2 separate regions of the Homo sapiens genome follow, and region 2 is linked to region 1. Evidence: read pairs that join two places in POLR2A ChIA-PET (ENCODE). Cell type or tissue: GM12878. All regions are shown on one strand. Each heading gives the region's core, and the rest is flanking DNA. Links, peaks and the distances in the headings are about the cores only.

Region 1 (5,387 bases), core at 77-5,076:
GTGTTTAACAAAGTAGCCTTGCTCAAGCCAACAAAACGTAGAAGTAGTTGGGAAGAGAGATGGAGAAAAGTTGAAGAAAGGTTAAAGTTGGCTCATAATTAGATACAGTTTTACAACATAAAACATGAAAAACTTGCTCTAAATAGACTCCTAGGCCCTTTTAAAGCATGGCCTGTGACTTTTACTGGAAAAAAAAGTTCCTTAAATTATTACAGCCAGTAGTTCTCTTACCCTAGCCCTAAGCTCGAGTTGTCTCCTAAAGCAGAAACTCCAAATTGGCAGCTCTACAGATTGCATGGAATGGGCTTGTGCAATCTTTTAAAACTTAAAAAAAAAAAAAAAAGCCTATCTAAATGTTTTCAGATGGGGCTTATCACAGTTTCTAATCATCTCTCCTTATCTGTCTCCCAGCCTTCCTTCACTTATTGATGCTACATGCCTCAATCTAGAAGGCATGTGAGCTTCCAGCTCCTGCAGAGTCATGATTTCTAGGACAGATTTCAAAGGGATTGGCTGGTCCTGAATTTCCACATGGAAATCAACAGAGACAAGGGGCATGAACCTTCCCAATTCAATTTTCTACTCATCTGACCCCTTCCCTCCCAGCTCATTCCTGAAAGTTCTTTATGGATAAACTTGTTGTGTGGCATTCTGACAACGGCTACGTTTACCTTCTAAGAATTAAGACCTGAATTGCTCAAAAAACCAAGTGCTGAAACCATACAATTTCACCTTTGTCAAATGTGACATGCATTTTGTAAATGAAAAGTCCTGAGATATAAAGGCTGACTAAGCACCAAAAGAGGGAAACAGAAAACTTAGGATTTGTTCATAAGTAGGCACAGGTGCAATCTCTGCAAATACACTTGAAAATGGGTTAATTGTGTACTTCTTAATTTGTAGGGCTTGAAGTTTTAAAGTGTGGTATTAGGCAAATATTTAATTTCCTAGAGTTTGGAACACACGTGGTATGAAAACTTGAAGGTACTAGAATATGATAAATGATAATGTTTTAGCTATGTTGACAAGCAAAAGCTGGATTTGGTATTTTATGGTAAAGATTGACAAAAATTTGTGGCATAATTTAAAACACCTGGGTGTAGTTAAGGTAGCCATAGATTTATTGAATAGAATCTTCCTTTTTTATGAAGATATGGAGATAAATGGGATTATAGAGTCTAACTTGCTAAAAGGAGACATAAAACCTTGCTCTTTATAAGAGAAGCCTTGTAGGAATTTACATTTGTGAATTTCTCCTGGTGTGCTCAGTTTCCCAGTATGTGTACCTGAATCTGAGGATCTGCCCCATTCCTTTATATCTTCACTATTCTCTTATGCTTTTTCTCAAACTTATATAATTAAAGATGCTTTTGCTTGTATGGGTATTTAAATCAAATTATTGCTTTAAATTAAGTATAAATGTATAATCTTGTTTTCCTAACTCTGGCAATGTTCTGATCTTTGCTTTCACAAACAAAATGCTTGTTTATAGTTTACAGAATAAGATGACTGTAACTAGAGTCTTTGATTTAAAAAAAAGCTTAATTGTTGAAATTAAAGGATCTCACCAAACATATTGAATATTATTCATTTGGAAAACTATATCAATTTACACATAATTACAATTCCAGAATGTGTGCAATCACGCACTTAACATAATTAGGGAAATTAATACAAATCCCAATTCCTCATATACTAATGATGGCTTCTAGAACACATATCTTTCCCATTTTTATCCAACGTATAGTGCATAGAGGCCTGGCCTGTGTAAAAAATGCACTTGTAGAAAAGTATATATTCCCAATTTCAAGGATTCTTTTGAGTACTCAGGAAAGTATATAAAACTATATATAGAGCCTTACAAATCAAAGTAGACAAATACAAATTATTTGTTATATATTTTGAAAGAAAAAGAGGTGAAATACTTGGTTTAAGCTCAGTCATCAAGGGGGAACAGTTTTAGGGGAAAGAGGTTTAAGTTGCACAATTAATATTATCAATGGCACCAATAATAATGATCTGACTCATTTTGGAAAAAATAATGCTGTCTTTGGCCTTGAATTTTAGAATTGCTTGAGTTGTGCTAGTAGAATTTTCTACAATGATGGAAATGCTGTATATTGTGCACTGTCATATATAGTAGTGAACAGCAATGTGTGACTATTGAGCATTTGAAATGTGGCTAGTGCAACTGAGGAACTGGATTTTAGTTTTATTAATTTTAATTAATTTAAGGTTAAATTTAAATAGTCATATATGGCTAGTGGCTACTGTGTTGAACAGTGCAGTTCTAAAGTGTTATTGATAAAACCGCTTTGTGAAATTTCTGTAATTTACTCACTTATTCATGGACACATTTATATATTTTTACGTTCATTTATTCATTCTACAAATATTTATTGATGGCCTTCTTTGTTCCAGGCATTGAGAACATAATGGTGAGCAAAACTGACCAAGGCCCTACTCTTGTGGAATTTATATAGTCTCATGGAATAGATGGATACCAATCAAATAATCACACAGCTGGTAGAAATTAGAAGAACTGAAGGTTGTAAGATTATCCTGTGTGGTGATTTCTGTGAGGAAGTCCAGGCTTTGCAACCTCTTTAAAGTCTTCTGATTTTCCCCCAGGAAATGACCTCTGACCTGAGATCTAAAAGATGTTTGGCTCTACAAAATGGATGGATTTTATCAGTTGACACTACAGAGATCAAACAAGGTTGTAGGAACAAATTTAGATAATTATCATACTGACTACATATGTAAACAAAACAACTGTTTCTCTTTAGAAAGAAGAATATCAGGAGCGTGGTGGCTTAGAATTATTAAAGCTGTCAAAACTGAAAGTTGAACAACTGATCACAGTATAGCCAGGGAGTTTCCAAGTCATTTTGACTCATAGTGTGTAAGGCAGAGGTGCCCTTAAGAGCTTCCTTCTCTGTTATTGAAATAAGGTACAGAAAACACATATACGCACACACGCACACACGTGCGCGTGCGCGCACACACACACGCAGCTGGGTTTAATTAAGAGGAAAGTGGTCAGATGAATTACATTTTCTTAAAGAAATATTTTGAGATGTTCTTGGAAAAATATATCCCTACTGAATAGCTAGGTTTCTGACATAGACAAAATATGTCTCTTGCAAACATGCCATAAAAAACAGCGCTGATCTCTTCCATTCAGATTTTTCCCAGTGCCTTAGGGTTATCCAGGGAAACAGTTGATCTGAGGGTTTAGGAAACAAAGATGTCCAAAATGATCATAAATAGGGATTGAAATCTAGTTTGCATGTAGAATTCCAATCCCCCTGGAAGTTCTAGCTGATAATCTAATTTAACCATGAAATGATATATGATAATTTGAAAATAATTATGTACTTTCAAATGAGAAGCCACTGAAGTACCACAACACTTTCAAATGAGAAGCCACTGAAGTACCACAACACAGAACTAAAGTAGCATGTGACACTCTAATTTTTTTTTTTTTTTTGAGATGGAGTCTCACTCTGTCGCCCAGGCTGGAGTGCAGTGGTGCAATCTCCGCTCACTGCAAGCTCTGCCTCCCAGGTTCACACCATTCTCCCATCTCAGCCTCCCAAGTAGCTGGGACTAGAGGCACCCGCCACCACATCCAGCTAATTTTTTGTATTTTTTAGTAGAGACAGGGTTTCACCATGTTTGCCAGGATGGTCTCAATCTCCTGACCTCGTGATCCACCCGCCTTGGCCTCCCAAAGTGCTGGGATTACAGGCATGAGCCACCGTGCCTGGCCGTGTGACACTCTAATTTTGACTGCTGTAATTTTAATTTGGGGTTGGAGTCAGGGTGGCATGGCCTCCTCAAAACATCCTGATGCTAGTAACATATCCAGGCAGAATATCTAAGACAGATAGACTCTCTTATCTTCAAAAGTGTGCAAAAACTATTTTGAGCACCTCTCCCACTGTAATATTTCATGAATCTGCCCAGTTTTTATGGAATGCTGCCAGGTGGCTGAACTCTATCCTTCACCCTTTCTTCTCCCTTCTTGGTATGCCTGAGAGTATGTGAATTAAGTGACATGCGTAATAACTATAACAAAATTTTATTGCATTCAATAGAAATCACTACATAACACACCTGAATATTCTGGGGATATGTGCTACATAGAGCCAGTGAGAACTCTTGGGTCGACGCAGTATTGGATGCTTTTGTCTCACCCACACGAGACAAGTTGATACCATGTCTTTCCCTAGGCCTATGTGTAAAATCTCCATGAGTGATAGGAGTGATAGGATGCTGCTCCATGAGTCCACATCTGCAGATCCCCTGAAGCTTCTGAACGTTATCGATTGTACTGAATTCAATTTTCTTTCAAACACACACAAATTGTTTTCATTAGGATATGTGCTCAGTCCTTGCCCAGAGGTAAGCATTGCCTCTAGGCAAGTCCCTGGGTTATTACCCTGTGTTCACCCTTTCTGACTTGTGGCTTTACATTAAAGAGATCTTGTTGAGTAGGCTTGTGTGTATGGAGCGGGAGGCAGGGAGATTCAGTTCATTTCACTCTGGTGGTCACTAATGTCCTTCCAGGCCCAAACCATTATCATACATTCTGTAGCCACTTACATGTGTACATGTAAATGACTTGTGGAAGTCCTACAGGTAAGTTAGCTTGTAGAATATTTTAACTTTTTTTTTTTTTTTTTGAGATGGAGTCTCGCTCTGTCGCCCGGGCTGGAGTGCAGTGGTGCGATCTCAGTTCACTGCAAGCTCTGCTTCCCAGGTCCACACCATTCTCCTGCCTCAGCTTCCCAAGTAGCTGGGACTACAGGCGCCCGCCACCGCGCCCGGCTAATTTTTTGTATTTTTAGTAGAGACTGGGTTTCACCGTGTTAGCCAGGATGGTCTTGATCTCCTGACCTCGTGATCCACCTGCCTCGGCCTCCCAAAGTACTGGGATTACAGGTGTGAGTCACCGCGCCCGGCCTTAACTTTTTATAATGCAAAATTTCAAACATATCCTAAAGCAGACACACTGGTGTAATGAAGTTCTATGTACTGCCATCACTCAGCTTTCACATGATCAACTCATGGCCAGTCCTGTTTCATTCACAGCCCCACCTATTCACCACTTTCTGTATTACACAACAAGTCTTCACTTAACTTCATCCATAGGTTCTTGGAAACTGAGAAACAATGTGTAAGAAAACCAATTTTGTCATAGGGTAATTGATATATAAACAAGAGTTACATCCCTAAAAATGGAACTACCATTCCAGTCAGCAATTCCACTACTGGGTATATTCCCAAAGGGAATAAATCATTACATCAAAAAGATACCGGCATTCACATGTTTATTGTAGCACTATTCACAATAGCAAACATAGGGAATCAACAATGGA
Region 2 (5,387 bases), core at 239-5,238, 1.8 Mb before region 1:
CTTCTCGGTAGCAGACCCAGGATTCTCAATCTTTAGTTCAGATGTTTCCCATTGTATGAATTAGGAATACTGAACTGTCTTCACTTTTTGTTTGTTTGTTTGTCTTTGAGACAGGGTCTCACTCCCCTTGCCCAGGCTAGATTGCAGTGGTGCAATCACAGCTCACTGCAGCCTCAACTTTCTGGGCTTAGGTGATTTTCCCTTCTCAGCCTCCTGGGTATCTGGGACTACAGGTGTGTGCCACCATGCCTGGCTCATTTTTTGTATTTTAGTAGAGATGGGGTTTCGCTATGTTGCTCAGGCTGGTCTTGAACTCCTGGGCTCAAGTGATCCACCTGCCTTGGTCTCCCAAAGTGCTGGGATTACAGGCGTGAGCCACATCTTGGTTAGAAGTTTGTTCTTTTGTTTTTTTGCCCTCCTTTGTAAGACAGCCCTATCCTGATAAATTATCAGGATACAGGCTTAGGGATTGGGTGAGTTTACCAATGAGATTGCAAGAATGCTAATTAAATTATCCCTTTCCCAGGAGCCTCTGCTTCCTGAGGCTGCCCCACTCCCAGCCAGCAAATGCAAATGGACTTAACTGCAGTAAACTTTTGTTTACTTGGGGATGTTGGTTACATTTTCAACTGCAAAGATTTATAACCAAAGTTAAGGGGTTATAAAAAGACCTCAGTGTCCTATTTATTATAACGTGAAAAGTAAATATCCAGACTACTTTATTTGCAATAGCAAAAGTTTGGAAATAACTAACTTGCCCATTAAAATAGGATTGATGAAATGACTTCTAGTACATCCACAGGACAGCATACTATGGAGATATGAAAAAGGAATGATACAGAAGCTTTCCTTTTTACTTTTAAGTTATATTTTTTGCATAATAATCTACAAATAGAATACTGTATAATGAAAAGCCTCCCTTCTATTCTGTCTCCCAGCCACCAAGTTCACCTTCTGACAGGCAACCAGCATGACCTATTTCTTCTGTAACCTTTTAAAGACATTTCATTCACATAGAAGCATTTATAAGGATAGTCAGCCCAGTATTTTGAGGCTGGGCTCAAATGCCTCTGGCTTTTTTCATTTACTGTTTTCATTTGTTCAGGAAACACTTACCGAGCACCTACTATGTGTCAAGCACTCTTTTAGGCATTTGGAATTTGGTAGTGAACAAAACAAATACATTTCTTGCCCTCCTGGAGCTTACATTTAAAAAAATTTTTTTTTTTTCCAAGACAAGGTCTTGCTCTGTCACCCAGGCTGGAGTGCAGTGATGTGAACACTGCTTGCTTCAGCCTCGGCCTCCTGGGCTCAAGTGATCCTTCTGCCTCAGCCTTCCAAGTAGGTGGGACTACAGGCACCCACCACTACCCCCAGCCAGTTTTTAAATTTTCTGTAGAGACGGGGTCTCACCATGTTGCCCAGGCTGGTCTCAAACTCCTGGGCTCAAGCAATCCTCCCTTCTTGCCCTCCCAAAGTGCTAGCATTACAAGTGAGCCACTGAGCTGGCCACACTTACATTTTTGTGGGATATAAATAAACAAGTGATATATAGTGATAAGTGGTAAGTGCTATGGAGCAAAACAGGGTAAGGGGATAGATGTGTGTGCATGTATGCATGTGTGTGTGGCGAGGGTGGTGGTGAATGGGATGTGGATATTTTATGATAGGGTGGTGTGGAAGACCAGAATATGCCACCCCAAAATATGAAGGATTTTTGAGCTAAAGACAATTAAGAAGAAGCAGATACAGGAAAGCTCTCTGCCCTCCTTCTATTTGCCTAAAAGCAGGACATAGATTTACAAAGGCAAAAGATATCCTACCCTGCTACCCTTCTTCCAGGGAAAACAAAGATTAGCACTGAAGGTCTAACTTTGGACCCTTATCAGCCTGGAGATGTCACCAGAGGAAGCCACATGAACAGGCCTTACTAGCCAGGCTGTTTCTGCCATTTATTGGCTTTCTCACAAGTTGCTGCCCCTAGAGACTCAAAATCCTTTTCCTTTGCCTTGTCACTTCTCTAAATATTCATTGTTCTTTGTTGACAATGCCACATAAGCTAGAATTCAAAGCCACCTTTTTGAGAACTACTCATTCTCTGGGTGTGTTCCATGTATACATTAAATATACATGTTAAACTTCAGTTTGTTTTTATCTCATCTTTTGCTACAAGGGTCTTTTCCAATCAAAAACCTATGAGGGTTGAAGAAAAAATTATTTTTATTCTCCTATAGTGGTCAGTGAAAGATTTGCCAAGGCCTGAAGAAAGTGAGAGAGTGAGCCAGGTTTCTTCTGCTTTGAATCCAGATATCTGGATTTGAACCTTCAAAGCCTTCAAACCCTCCACGTGGAGCGGAAGGAACTTGCTCTGAGGAACAAAGCAGTTATGGTTGAAACTGAGTGAATATATCTTGGAGATCTTCTGTATCATGAGAACTTGCTCATTCTTTTTACACCTGCATCTTATTCCATTGTATGTGTGCACCACGGCTGAATTAAGCAGGCTGTTACTAATGGAGATTTCTAAGACATCTGTTCTTTTGTGATTGCAAACAATATTGCAGTGAGTAACCTTATCAGGTGGTTCTTTGCAATATGCAAATTTCTGTGGAATTAATTCCCAGAAGTGGAATTGCTAGGTCAAAGGTATGTGTGCCTGTATTTTCATATAGATTTTGCCAAACTGTAACTAACAAAGAAGGTGAACTATTTTTGGTCTGCTGCCAACTATATATTGATTTTTTTTTTTTTTATTTGAGACAGAGTTTTGCTCTTGTTGCCCAGGCTGGAGTGCAATGGCGCAAACTTGGCTCACTGCAACCTCCGCCTTCTGGGTTCAAGCAATTCTCCTGCCTCAGCCTCTCGAGTAGGTGGGATTACAGGCCCCCGCCACCATGCCCGGCTAATTTTTTGTATTTCTAGTAGAGATGGGGTTTCACCATGTTGGCCAGGCTGGTCTCGAACTCCTGGCCTCAAGTGATCTGCCCGTCTCAGTCTCCCAAAGTGCTGGGATTACAAACATGAGCCACCGCACCTGGCCAATTCATTATTCTTTAAGTAAATACGTATTGAGCACCTACCATGAACCAGGTACTAGTCTAAATGCTGACAGTTGAGAATTGGAACAGAAACCACAACTTGCCAAGCATATCCTGACTCACAGAACAGATTGACTGTGCCAGACCAGTCATGCCAGAAGCTATGACGTGCTTCATACACTATCAAAACTCAATACTCAACACCGATTTGTTCAGACCCATGATCCCAAGGTGAGACCACTGACAATTCCATTAATTATCTAGTTTTCAAAATCTAACCAATCCTTGCAAAGAGCACCCTCTAAATAACATCTGGGACAAAATATACCCATTAGTGAAGACCATTTGACTTTGGGTAGTGCAATAGGAAGAACATTCATTAATGAGAAAGGTCTCAAAAAAGAGGAAACAAACTTGCATTTTTTTTTTTTTTTTTGAGATGGAATCTCGCTCTTTCACCCAGGCTGGAGTGTAGTGGTGCCATCTTGGCTCACTGCAACCTCTGCCTCCTGGGTTCAACTGATTCTCTTGCCTCAGTCTCCCGAGTAGCTGGGACTACAGGCGCCCACCAGCATGCCCAGCTGATTTTCGTATTTTTAGTAGGGATGGGGTTTCAGCATGTTGGCCAGGCTGGTCTCAAACTCCTGACCTGAGGTGATCCACCCACCCGGACTTCCCAAAATGGTGGGATTACAGGCATGAGCCACTGTGCCCAGCCCAAACTTGCATTTTGATAAAACAAGGGTGTCATTGAGGAAGAGTGGAGGCAAGTCTCATCTTGGACATGTCAGGTGAGGTGGTCCTTTGTAGTTAGCCTTTTCTCTGAACATAAGGGTGGTGGGATTTCCTAACCATTAAAAAGGTGCTATCTCGGCCGGGCATGGTGGCTCATGCCTGTAATCCCAGCACTTTGGGAGGCCTAGGCAGGCAGATCACGAGGTCAGGAGTTCGAGACCAGCCTGGCCAACATGCTGAAACCTTGTCTCTACTAAAAACACAAAAAAAATTAGTCGAGTATGGTGGTACGCTCCTGTAGTTCCAGCTACTCGGGAGGCTGAGGCAGGAGAATCGCTTGAACCTGGGAGGGGGAGGTTGCAGTGAGCCTAGATCGCACTACTGCACTCCGGCCTGGCAACAGAGCAAGATTCTGCCTCAAAAAAAAAAAAAAAAAAAGGTGCTATATAGCTTTGGGCTTTGGAGTTTTTTTTTTTTTAATGACAGCTTGACATATGATTCACATATTATACAATTAACTCATTTAGAGTGTACAATTCAATGGTTTTTGGTATATTCTTGGTAAATTTATGCGACCATCACTAGGATTAATTGTAGAACTTTTTTCTTTTGTGTCTTTCTTTCTTTTTTTTTTTTTTTTTTTTAGACAGAGTCTGCAACATGTGCCTCCCGAGTTCATGCCATTCTCCTGCCTCAGTCTCCGGAGTAGCTGGGATTACAGGTGCCCGCCACCACGCCTGGCTGATTTTTGTATTTTTAGTAGAGACAGGGTTTCACCATGTTGGCCAGGCTGGTCTCAAACTGCTGACCTCATGATCTGCCTGCCTTGGCCTCCCAAAGTGCTGGGAATACAGATGTGAGCCACTGCGCCCGGCCAATTGTAGAACATTTTCATTACCCTCAAAAGAAACCTCATACCAATTAACTGTCATTTTCCATTTTCCCATTGCCTATTCCTAGGCAATTGCTAATCTGTTCTTGCCTCTATAGATTTGCCTCTTCTGGACATTTCATATAAATTGAATTATTCATTATGTGATCATCTTTTGTGACTGATTTCTTTCACTTTGCATAATGTTGTCAAGGTCTATCCATTCTAGCATGCATCAATACTTCATTTCTTTTTATTGCTGAATTATACTCCATTGTATACCATATTTTGTTTATCCATTCATCAGTTGGTGGACATTTGGGTTGTTTCTACTTTTTCGTTATAATGAATAATATTGCTAATAAACATTCAGGTAAAAATTTTTGTGTGAACATATGTTTTCAATTCTTTTGGCCATGGACCTAGGAGTGGAATTGATAGATCCAATAGTAACTCTATGTTTAATCTTTTGAGGAACTGCCGAACTATTTTCCAAAGCAGCTGCACCATTTTACATTTCCACCAGCAATATGAGGGTTGCAATTTCTCCATATTTTTTGCCAACACTTGGGTTTTTAAACATTTTTTATTACAGTGTAGGGGCAGAAAGGTGTGATACTTTTCCTCACCCATCATAAGGCACATGGCCAACACTCTGATAACAAAAGACAGGTTAACAAGAGAAAAGCATAACAAATTTATTTAATCAAAGTTTTATGTGACACAGGAGCCTTCAGAAATGA

The links. ChIA-PET counts read pairs that join two places held together with the same protein. Peaks named below come from ENCODE experiments on the same cell type or tissue, not always from the same donor. Only the 100,000 strongest peaks of a DNase experiment are listed, where the experiment ranks them.
Region 2: POLR2A ChIA-PET joins it to region 1 with 5 read pairs; 1 of 35 experiments calls an interaction of 5 or more read pairs at or near these places.

The regions. Positions count from the first base shown.
Region 1 is chr2:64,177,123-64,182,509 of GRCh38, forward strand. No RefSeq gene overlaps it. Among named protein-coding and RNA genes, the nearest start is that of LINC00309, 26 kb to the right of the region's middle. RefSeq lists an enhancer at 2,699-2,798. In GM12878, for the core only: no CTCF peak of the experiment used is centred there; a DNase peak (open chromatin) is centred at 2,889; H3K27ac peaks cover 1,152 bases.
Region 2 is chr2:62,341,495-62,346,881 of GRCh38, forward strand. No RefSeq gene overlaps it. Among named protein-coding and RNA genes, the nearest start is that of MIR5192, 140 kb to the left of the region's middle. In GM12878, for the core only: a CTCF peak has its summit at 1,885 (motif pointing right); a DNase peak (open chromatin) is centred at 3,147; H3K27ac peaks cover 3,503 bases.